Linked DNA regions of Homo sapiens: region 2 is linked to region 1. A link is a contact called in ENCODE Hi-C or POLR2A ChIA-PET data. All regions are on one chromosome and are shown on one strand. Each heading gives the region's core, a stretch centred on a gene start or an enhancer-like site at or near the end of the contact. The rest is flanking DNA. Distances are from core to core; before and after follow the strand shown. Region 1 has its middle 87 kb from the start of LINC02397. Region 2 overlaps LOC105369905 (a long non-coding RNA gene).

The links. Hi-C counts contacts between places; a loop is a spot of excess contacts on that map. ChIA-PET counts read pairs that join two places held with the same protein, here RNA polymerase II (POLR2A). Pooled maps may share reads with other maps.
Region 2: a map of natural killer cell shows a loop between it and region 1 (2.9-fold over the local background). The contact joins two enhancer-like sites. A Hi-C loop is called at or near these places in 1 of 168 maps with a recorded cell type or tissue (natural killer cell), 1 of 37 single-sample maps with no recorded cell type and 10 of 50 pooled maps. POLR2A ChIA-PET finds 5 or more read pairs at or near these places in 6 of 52 experiments (CD4-positive, alpha-beta T cell, GM10248, activated CD4-positive, alpha-beta T cell and 3 more).

Annotation. Positions count from the first base shown.
Region 1 is chr12:92,551,343-92,556,541 of GRCh38, forward strand. No RefSeq gene overlaps it. Among named protein-coding and RNA genes, the nearest start is that of LINC02397, 87 kb to the left of the region's middle. RefSeq lists enhancers at 540-979, 2,109-2,298. Within about 2 kb of position 2,174, at least 19 of the 41 ENCODE cell types and tissues checked have a DNase peak (open chromatin) inside an H3K27ac peak, as active enhancers do.
Region 2 is chr12:92,590,092-92,595,420 of GRCh38, forward strand. The region is part of intron 1 of LOC105369905 (a long non-coding RNA gene); the gene reads left to right. Among named protein-coding and RNA genes, the nearest start is that of PLEKHG7, 110 kb to the right of the region's middle. RefSeq lists enhancers at 3,169-4,368, 3,608-3,707. Within about 2 kb of position 3,865, at least 14 of the 41 ENCODE cell types and tissues checked have a DNase peak (open chromatin) inside an H3K27ac peak, as active enhancers do.

The sequences.
Region 1 (5,199 bases), core at 924-3,423:
TTCTAGGTCTGGGAAGCCAGGTCTACTATGGAGGCCTTAACTCCTGTGTGGAAAAGGCTGAGGTAGCACATTTCACCATAGGAGGAAGAAGAGACACCAGTGAAGGATACACAGCAGTAAGAGATATGGAAAAGAACAAGGGTAATGAATGGTAATTAATTCATTTATTTGCCCATTCATTCATTCTACGAATATATATGGAGCACCTACTGTGTGCTACCCTCTGGGGCAGATTTTGGCTTCAGGGAGCTTACTTGACAGTTGGGACCCAGAAAATGAGCAAAGCAATTGCCCCTTTCTTCCTGTGTACATATCAGAGGGGTAGATGGAGTGAATGCTGTGAGAACATAGGACAGGAATGAACCTTCTGTCAGGGTCTCATGAAAGCCCGGGTTGGTGAGTTTTAAAATGAGACCTGCAAAATGAGAAGGAATCTGTCACACAAAATGTAGGGAGAGAGGGTAAGGAAGAAGAACATTTCAAAAAGAAGTGTTGTTGTTTATTCCCCAAAGATGGCCAGAAAAGTGACTAAGAAAAGATCACAGGACTCCAGGTTGCCTGGGCAATCTCTGAGAGCCCTGTCTAGGGTGAAGTGGGAGTGAGACCAACAGAATAGTGTTAAGGGGACAGCTTATGGCAGGAAATGGGGACAAGCAATGCATGTGATTTGTCTGAGCTGGAGTGGGGGAGGATGAGCTTGGTTTTGCTATGTCAGGCCATTAGTTGGGGCAATTTTCAGTTTCCATTTGAGCCTGAGCCTGGAGTAGGTGCATTCCAGATATGCAGAAATCATGACCATGGAATGATTCATCTCCAGTTAGCTCCCTCAAAAATTCCCCACAGTCACTATCTGACACCTTTTCCTCAGGCCTCCACCTTGCACCTCCCCTGCCCCCTCCAGAATGACTTTGTGTCATTCTTCACTGAGAATGAGGCCATCAGAGAAAGCCTTCCTCATTTCTCCCTTTTCTACCTCTTTATTTCTCTAGATCTTCACCCTCCCTTTTTGGGAGAGGAACACTTCCTCCCTCCTGCAACCTTCCTCCACCTATCTATACTCAAACATTAACTACTAATGTGATCAAAGAATCATTATTCCTTCATTCCATAAATAACTCCACACCAGCACTTGATCCCTGTCTTCCTTTCTCTTCTGTAACTTGTACCACAAATCATGCTTGTTTATTTAATTTCTCCCTCACTACCACCATCTATTTCTAAACCAACAGCCTACTCAAGTCTGCCTGCTTCCCAAGAGTCCTCACTCAATCCTGCTTATCTTTTTGGCCAACCTCCAACTCTCTGGAATTTGACCTCAGGACTTCTTGGAGATGATTGGATGGCTGTTTTTACCTTCTAGTGACCCACTCACTCCTCAGCCTTTATCATCTGACTTTCCAGCCTGCCTATGTGTTTTTTACCCTGTTGCAGCCCCTGCCACCACCCCAGAATGCTGTTCTGTTGCACTCCTACCCGCTATGGGACTGTGTACCTGCCAGGCCTCTAGATGCTGCATCCCTCTCCTTGACCCTCATCTGAAGCCCAACCCTATGCCAATCTATAGAATGAACCCCAATTCAGACAAAAGAGATGTCAAGGTAACCAACTCCACCCTCTGAGATCCACGACTAGCCAAGGCTTGCCATTGCTCCACGTTACATCTCTGTTGTGAGAGCCATCTTGATTCTCATGTGTGAGCCCAGATTTGGCTCTAAGACTGATCTCTTAGTTTCATTCCTGTTCAACCTATTTGTTGAGCATGTATTATGGGCCAGACTCTGGCACACAACTCCTACACATGATTACCCCTCCCGTTCACAACACGGCGATGCTGGAGAGCCCTACATAGTCAGCAGACCCATGCTACAGAGGGTTTGAGGAACTCTTCCAAGGACACACAGCCATTCCATGGTGGAACCAGAACTCAAACAGGCATTCTGATTTTAGAGCCTTTGCTCAATAAATAGTTATAACAGAAGAGAGAGTGGAGACGTGTGTGTGTGTGTGTGTGTGTGTGTGTGTGTGTGTGTGTGTAGGGGTAGAAGATAGTGGTGGGGGAGCTTTCTGAGACCCTGCTACTCATGCCAGATTTTCTGGTCCTGATTAGCTACTGCCTGGCTGCCAGAAGCTGTTATTATCACTCACTCCCGTGCTCCTGTCACTGGGCTTGTGGAAACTTGCCCTTCCTTCTGCTCTCGGTCTCTGATGCTGACAGCTATGCTGGAAAATCCCATGCTGGCCACTGCCACACTTACCAGAGGCATATTGTACGTGCTGGTCTGGACTTCCTGCCTGACCCCTACGTGTCCTGTGCCTGCCCCTTCACAGGAGGTCGGTCTACTTCCTGGCCAGGGCCTTTCCAGCCTGTCTCACCCCTGTGCAGGTAACAGAGCTCTTTTCTCTGCCACCACTTCCCCACGGAGTCTTTTCCATGGTTCTCCCTGACAGAATTCATGCTACATAGTCTTTGTTAACTCATGGCATGCACTTTCTTCCTGCTTCTTTCCTCAATTTATGTGAGATTAAGTTAATACCAACCTATCTTGTTAACCCCTTCTAATACGTAATCTTCTTTATTTTAAAATTTAAATGTTTGTTATATTGAATTCAGTAACTAGAACATTCTCCTCCAAAATAAGAATGGTACAAAAACCTCAAATAAGTAAGTCTGTTGGGGAAAACAAGTTCCCCCAAAGAATAAATCTACCAGGAGAGTAAAAACGATGATAATCAGAACAATGATCAATAATCACTATTGTCAAAGTGCCTGGCAATCACCAAACACCAGATTCATCGGCTCTTCACCGTCCTGTAGGATGACTTCTGTGACTTGCTAAAACCCACACAATAAGTATAATGGTGACAAGACTCAACTCCCAGGCTCTGACATTAAGTCCTATTGTCTTCCTAAAATGCTCCTTAAAGAGAGGATTTCTGTCTCACATGGTCATCTGGATCATTTGAAAACTTCAAGCAGAAAGTCCCAAGGTCACCATTAAATGTTTTCCAAGATTACACATCTTCAAACAGAAACCCAAAATAATGAAAACCAGGAACCAAGACTTCCAGCTTCTCTAATGAGAGTAAGTCTTAGTTCTTTTTCCTTACTCCACAAGAAAAATTATATCTCCCAAGGGGAGTTATGGGCTTTCCAAAAGAGGAGCAAAGGGATTTGAGCTTAGGAAATGAAACTTTGCTCAGCACTCTTCAGGAATGACGTTCTCCTTCCTCCCCTATAACAATGCAAGTGCACATTCATTTTCTTACATTTTAAATCACTGAACAAAAAGGCCTAGTTTTATTTATCCTGCTGCTGCCACTGTGGCAAAACTAAATGTGTGGTGCATAAACTGTTTATAAATCTTGTCTCCAACAAGAGAACTGAGTGTGCACTTTTTGAGGACCTTAGTTCATTCAGAATGATGAGAAAATTTGGGAGAAATTTTTCTCTTGATATAAGAGCTGTATAGGCCAAATGGACTTCCTTTTCTGGCCTAAATGCTGTGTTTATAAAAATGGTGTGCTGTAAATAGCAAAGTATAGAAGTGAGAAATTATGCCTCTGCTGAATAAACCACACTCCCGGCCGACTGACTCCCTGCTTCTTCAAAGTGAAGAAACATTTGTTCCTATATCTTGTGAACAACAAGCTGGATCCATTGAAAATGCCAGATAACATTGATCTTGGGGAATAAGAAAACAACCTTTTTAAAGGTCAGAACTGTCTTAGTTTTTAATGGATTATTGGTTGATGAATTCTTTCATGAAATATTTCTCTAATGCCTTCTGTGTCGAGAACCATTCCAGGATCCAAATATACCCTTGCTTCCATTTTCTGCATCAGGGTCAGTGATCCTGCTGAAAGGTTAATTTCATTATACCACATCAGTCTCCTGCTCCAAACCTCTCACTGGTTTCCCTCTGCACTTAGAACAACTTCCAACTCCTTCCTGCCATGTACAAGGCCCTGTCTTCTCAGGTGGCCTCATCACTCACCTCCTTCACACTGTACCCCACCCCAGCCACACTGGCCTTCCCACCAGGCTCATTTTCAACTCAGTGTTCTCCCACGTGCTGCGGCCACTGCAGGGGCACTCTCCCCGAGGCTTCTCCCTCATGGGACTGGCATCTCCTCACCTCTCAGGTCTCCACTCAAATATCACCTCCTGGACCTGGCGCAGTGGCTCATGCCTGTAATCCCAGCACTTTGGGGGGCCAAAGTGAGTGGATCACCTGAGGTCAGGGGTTTGAGACCAGACTGGCCAACATGGTGAAACCCCGTCTTTACTTAAAATACAAAAATTAGCCAGGCATGGTGACACATGCCTGTAATCCCAACTACTCAAGAGGCTGAGGCACAAGAATCTCTTGAACCCAGGAAGCAGAGGTTGCAGTGAACCAAGATCGCACCACTGCACTCCAGCCTGGGTGACAGAGCAAGACTCCATCTCAAAAAATAAAAATTAAAAAATCACTTCCTAGGAGGTGATTCTTTTTCTAAATTTGCTCTTCCTTCTCTATTTTCTATCCCCTTACCCTGCCCCCTTTATTTTATAAATAGTAATTATCACTCTCATAAACCTTTTTTATTTTCCTGTTTACTAATTTATTATCTATTTCCTCCAACTAGAAGATAAGACCTTTATGAAATTTGTCTTAGTTATAGTTGCATTCCCAACATGCTGAATTCAGTTCCCTGAATAAACTTTCAGGATGCCACCCACAAGACAATTCTGTTATATTTTTCCCTCATATGTTGAAAAAGCCATAGGATTTGAGGATACCATCAATTATTTTTCATTGATAAGGATTTTTGACTTTAGAAACTACAGAGAAGGGTCTCTTCACTCAGAGTATTTTTTATTTTCTCTGTGTTGTAGGCATACCCACAGTATTTGGGTCAGAAAGAAAAGTTCTTTGAGTCTGCGTCTTATTGCAAATGTTGAAGAAAGAAAGTGAAACAGAAAGATTTGTTTCTTATGCCTTGTGGAGGTTCTAATAAACTCAGTGCACCACCTGTTCTGTGGAATCCTTTGAATGGTTTAATCTGGTTGTTAAACCTTTTCTCTCCAGAGCTGCAGAAGAGAGGAAGATTCATTTATTTCTTCAACAAACAGCTCAAATGTCACTTTTCTGAGAGTTTTCCCTCACCATGATGTCTACAAGAGTCTTCCCAGCCTCTTATCACTTTTTAGTTCAT
Region 2 (5,329 bases), core at 2,615-5,114, 40 kb after region 1:
CATGCATTCTTTATTTTTTCCCCATCCAAACACTTGCTCACTTAGAGCATTCACTGGTGAAAAGCAATGCACCTCCAGCTGGAGAGGAAGAAAGCACAGGGAAACCAGGATGGAATAAGAGTGAATTTGCTATATGGAGAGAATGTCAGATTTTTGGTTTGAATGGGGAGAAAAAGAAAAAGAATAACTTCAAAGGTACTCTGCCTTTGAGCAGGGTAATCAGCACATTTCACCTCATTTTAACTGAATATAGCCTTGCAAGTCCACTGATTCTCTCCTATTTTATTGAGAAAAATCACAAGAGCTTCCCAAATTTTTCTTTTCTTTGTCAGCATTTTATAGACGATTGGGGACAAGTTCTTTGGGCACAGACAGGCCTGAATTAAATTCAAGACTTCTCTGTCATTTACCAGGTGCTTGATCTTTCCAAGGAAGTTTCCTAATTGTAAAAAGGTAAAAATCATGCTGATGTTATCAATATGTTCTGAAATTTTATTTACATAATGTATCGAAAGCCCCTAGTCCTTTCTTAAGCTTAACATAAAACTACTGGTTCTTGATCTGTGTTTAATAACATGGGTCAAATCAAGTGTTTAATAAGTGGTTAGTATTATTTCTTTGTTTTCTTTGCTAGAGATATGGAAAAGAATAAGAAAATAAGCAAGGAAAGAAGCCATGGGGATAAAAGGGTTTGGAGTGTAAACTAACACACATCTCATAACTAAAAGGACTCCTACCAATATAGGAACTACTGGAACATTGTCTCTTAACTGGTCCTCTATTTCTAGATTCTGCCTATGATCTATATCAGTAGTCTCCAAAATACAGTACGTGCAATCAAGCAGGTGTACAAAACAATCAATGGGGGAGATGGAAGAGAACATTAGAACTTCTGTATATACCCACTTTTATCAAATAAAATAAGAGATTAAGCTTTTCTGATATTTAATATGTCATGGCACTCTCAGTCTCTATGTTAGTGATCACCCCTCACATAGGATATGTGGGAAGTCTTGAGGGAAAATGGGAGTCTATAAATCACAGGAGTGGACAGTGATTCCCTAACATTTTCATTTGTTTAATAATTTATGATACATGCCCAGTTGAGTGAATACGTGGAACTATTGTCTAATTCTAACTTGCTGAAAAAATCATAAAATAAGTGAGAAACTTAAAAAGACCCCAAAAATAAATAATGGGTCAAAGATACCACAACAAAGCAAGCCACGTGGTAGAAAAAGTTGATTGTTCTCCACTTAGAAGTACTTTGTCACCATATTACAATATATGGTATAATATAATTATATACATAATAATTATAATTAGATCTGACAAGAGATTAGCTCACCTCAAGAAGATGAATTGGAATATGGATTTATACATACACTCCTTAACAATGTCACCCTAGGTAGACAATAAAATATTAGCTATAATGTTTAGTAAGACTTTAAAACTAAGTAATCAGTACACTAACAGTGTGGCTGTATTAGTCCATTCTCACACTGCTATAAAGAACTAGCTGATACTGGGTAATTTATGAAGACAAGAGGTTTAATTGACTCACAGCTCCACAGGCTGTACAGGAAGAATGGCTGGGAGGCCTCAGAAAACTTACAATCATGGCAGAAGTCTAAGGGGAAGCAAGCATTTCCTACCATGGCAGAGCAGGAGGGAGAGTGAAGAGGGAAGTGTTACACACTTTTAAACAACCAGATCTTGGGAGAACTCACTTACTATCAGGAGAACGGCAAGTGGAAAATCCGCTCCCATGATCCAATCACCTCTCACTAGGCCCCTCCTCCAACACTGAAGATCACAGTTCAACATGAGATTTGGTGGGGACAAAGAGTCAAACCATATCAATGGCTTTTGGTGAGATAAAAATTGAAAATCAAATTTTACCTCTCTCTTATGCTTTTTAATATCCACATATGTACTTTATACTGTACAAAAGTTATTAGTACAAGCATGCACGTATATAAATTACACATAAACAGAGCCTGGCACGGTGGCTCATGCCTGTAATCCCAGCACTTTGGGAGGTCGAGGAGGGCGGATCACTTGAGGTCAGGAGTTTAAGACCAGCCTGGCCAACATGGCGAAACCCCGTGTCTACCAAAAATACAAAAATTAGCCAGGTGTGGTGGTGTGCACCTGTAATTCCAGCTACTCAGAAGGCTAAAGCAGGAGAACACTTGAACCAGGGAGGCGGAGGTTGCAGTGAGCTGAGATCCTGCCACTGCACTCCAGCCTGGGTGACAGAGTGAGACTCTGCCTCAAAAAAAAGAAACAAAAAACTTACACATAAAGAGATATGAATATATGAGTGGGACATGCTCCAACATGATGGGGCATGTTACTGAAAGCTTGGAGGGCATTCCCTACGCTGATGCTGTGTGTTAGCCTTGCCTTTGGGTTATGCCACACCTCTGCTGTCTTGGTCAGCTTACACCACTATCACAGAGTACCAGCGGCTGGGCAGCTTAAACAACAAACACCTAATTCTCAGAGTTCCAGAGACTGGAAAGGTCAAGATCAAGATACCAGTACATTTGGTGTCTTGCGAGGGCCTGTTTCCTGGTCCGTAGATGGCTGTCTTCTTGCTGTGTCCTCAGCAGGTGGAAAAAGAGCTAGCTAGCTTTCTGGGGTCCCTTTTATAAGAACACCAATTCCATTCATAGGGGCTCCACTCTTATGACCTAAATACCTCTCAGAGGCCCTACCTCCCAATATCATCACATTGGGGGTTAGGATTTCAACATGTGAATATTCAGTCCATAGCACCTGCAGAAGGATCTACCTTTAACAGTTCTCTGTTGTCAAATGAATATGGTGTGAGCTACTTACAGGCACATAAGGTACTTTCTAACCTGGCCCCAGCCCTGGTAAGAAACAGACTGGCATAGGTAGTTTGAAGAGAGATTAATAGAAGGACTACAAAGATGTAGGTGGACTCTAGAGAAACTACGAGGGATAGTAATGTGGAAAGATGGGAGGAGGTGCCTGCCCCCCGACCGCAGGCCTAAAGTGGTGGAAAGGAGGAAAGAGAGAGGCTGTGTGGAGAGGGCCCTTGCTGAGACCTTCAGGGAAGGAATGCAGCCAGCTCAAGGCCACCCTGACCCCTCTCCTCTCACCCTTACCTGCGCCCTATTTACTGAATCCAACACAGAGGGAAGATATTGAGGTGGCCCACACAAGCAGCTTTCCATGACACAGAATTGAATAGAGAAGGGTAGTGGACCTGGAGAAACCAACGGAAGATATTCAAACCAATCTCTTTCCAAATTTCTCATTCATTCATTCATTCACTGATACTTTTATTTCTTCATTCAACAACTTCGATTGAGTGCTGTGTCAGGAACTGACTAGGATACTAGAGATACACCAGGAACAAGACAGTTGGTGTCCTGACCCTGATGTCTCATGCTACCTTCCAGAGAAGCAGGTAAAAAACATGGTGAGAGGTAAAATAATTACAGGTCACAATACATTCCTAGTGATAGATGCTGTGATGGGGAATAACAGGGGACTTGCATCAGGGAAAGTGGCCATGGATGATCTTCCTGAGGAGGTAAGACCTGAGGATAGAGAAGGGATTGGCCATGAAAATAGGTTGGGAAGAATATTCTACAAATAAGAAGCAGAATGTGCAGCAGCCCTGAAGTAGAACTCTGCTGTGGTGATCCAGGCACAAAAAGGAACAAGTGTGGCCAGGGTTGGGAAGTAAGAGATGGGCTCGGGACGGTGGGCAGGGACCGCCCCCTGCCAGGCTCCACCAGCTACAGTAAGGAGCTTGGGCAATGACACGTCCTTGAACCAGGGCATTTTGTAAACATCCTTCTGAACTGCTCACCCTGCCAAATATTGTGGCTTTCATGTGTCATGCCTCTGTGCCTTTGCGCATGTAGTGCCCCTGCCTAGAAACTCACCCCCTCTCTTCTACCAGACAGTTACTCATCCTGTGTGACCCAGTTTATATGTCATTTCCTGTGCGAAGCCTTTCTTGGTCTCCTCAGTCTGTCTCAGTCACTTCCTCTTCTGTGCTCCCTTAGCACTTTGTACATGTCTCCCTGCTTTGTCACTATTTGTTTACTGATCATCCCTCTCTCAGGACAGTGAACTCTTTGAAGGCAAAAGCTATTTTACGCTTCTTTGCATCCCTACCCTACTCCACCTCACACCCCCAAGCCCTTGAAGAACTGATACCATGTTCATCTTTGCATCCTCACCCTACTCTTCCCCCAACCCCTAGTTCACCTGGCCCAGGGTGTGCCACGTTAGTAACATCCAAGAATGCATGCTGCATGAATAAAGTTGCAGAAAATAGACCTCCCACTAATTCTGACCTTCAATAGCAATAATACCTGCCCAGAAGAGGCTACCAGTGAATTGTGATGTTTTAAAGCTTCCTGAGCATATAAGACAGCTGCTGGAATCCACTTAAGCAATTAGAAGTTAGATGTTCAACTAGAGTTTACAGGATGCCTTTAATCTATAAAGGATAATAATAGGTAACATTTATTAAATGCTTACTGTATACCAGTCTATTCTAGCAGCTGCACTAGAATGTATTCATTTAATCTTCAGAACAAAACTCTGAGCTGTTTACTCATACTAACCTACTTTACAGATGAGGAAACTGAGGTACAGTGGGGTTAACTGATTCAATGAGGACCACACAGCCAGTAACAGGCAGGACAGGGATTGAGACCCAGGTAGTCCAGCTCCAGAACCCAAACTCTTTTTGCGTGTGTGGATAATTTTTTTTTCTTTTGTTTTTTTGTTTGTTTGTTGTTGTTCCTGTTTTGTTTTGTTTTTGTTTTTTTGAGATGGAGTTTCACTCTTTTTGCTCAGGCTGGAGTGCAGTGGCACAATCTCGGCTCACTGCAACCTCCGCCTCCCGGGTTCAAGCAATTCTCCTCCTCAGCCTCCTGAGTAGCTGGGACTACAGGTGGACACCACCATGCCTAGCTAAGTTTTTGTATTTTTAGTAGAGACAGGGTTTCACCATATTGGCCAGGATGGTCTCTATCTCCTGACCTCGTGATCTGCCTGCCTCGGCCTCCCAAAATGCTGGGATTACAGGCGTGAGCCACCACGCCCAGCCACTTTTTTTTTTAATTTATTTTTTAACTTTTAGTTTCAGGGTTACATGTGCAGGTTTGCTCTATAAATACACTGCATGTCAAGGGAGTTTGGTGTACATATTATTTCATCACCCAGGTAATTACCATACTACCCAATAGGTAGTTTTTTGATTCTCACCCTCCTACCCTCCACCCTCTAGTAAGCCCCAGTGTCTATTGTTCCCTTCTCTGTGTCCATGCAT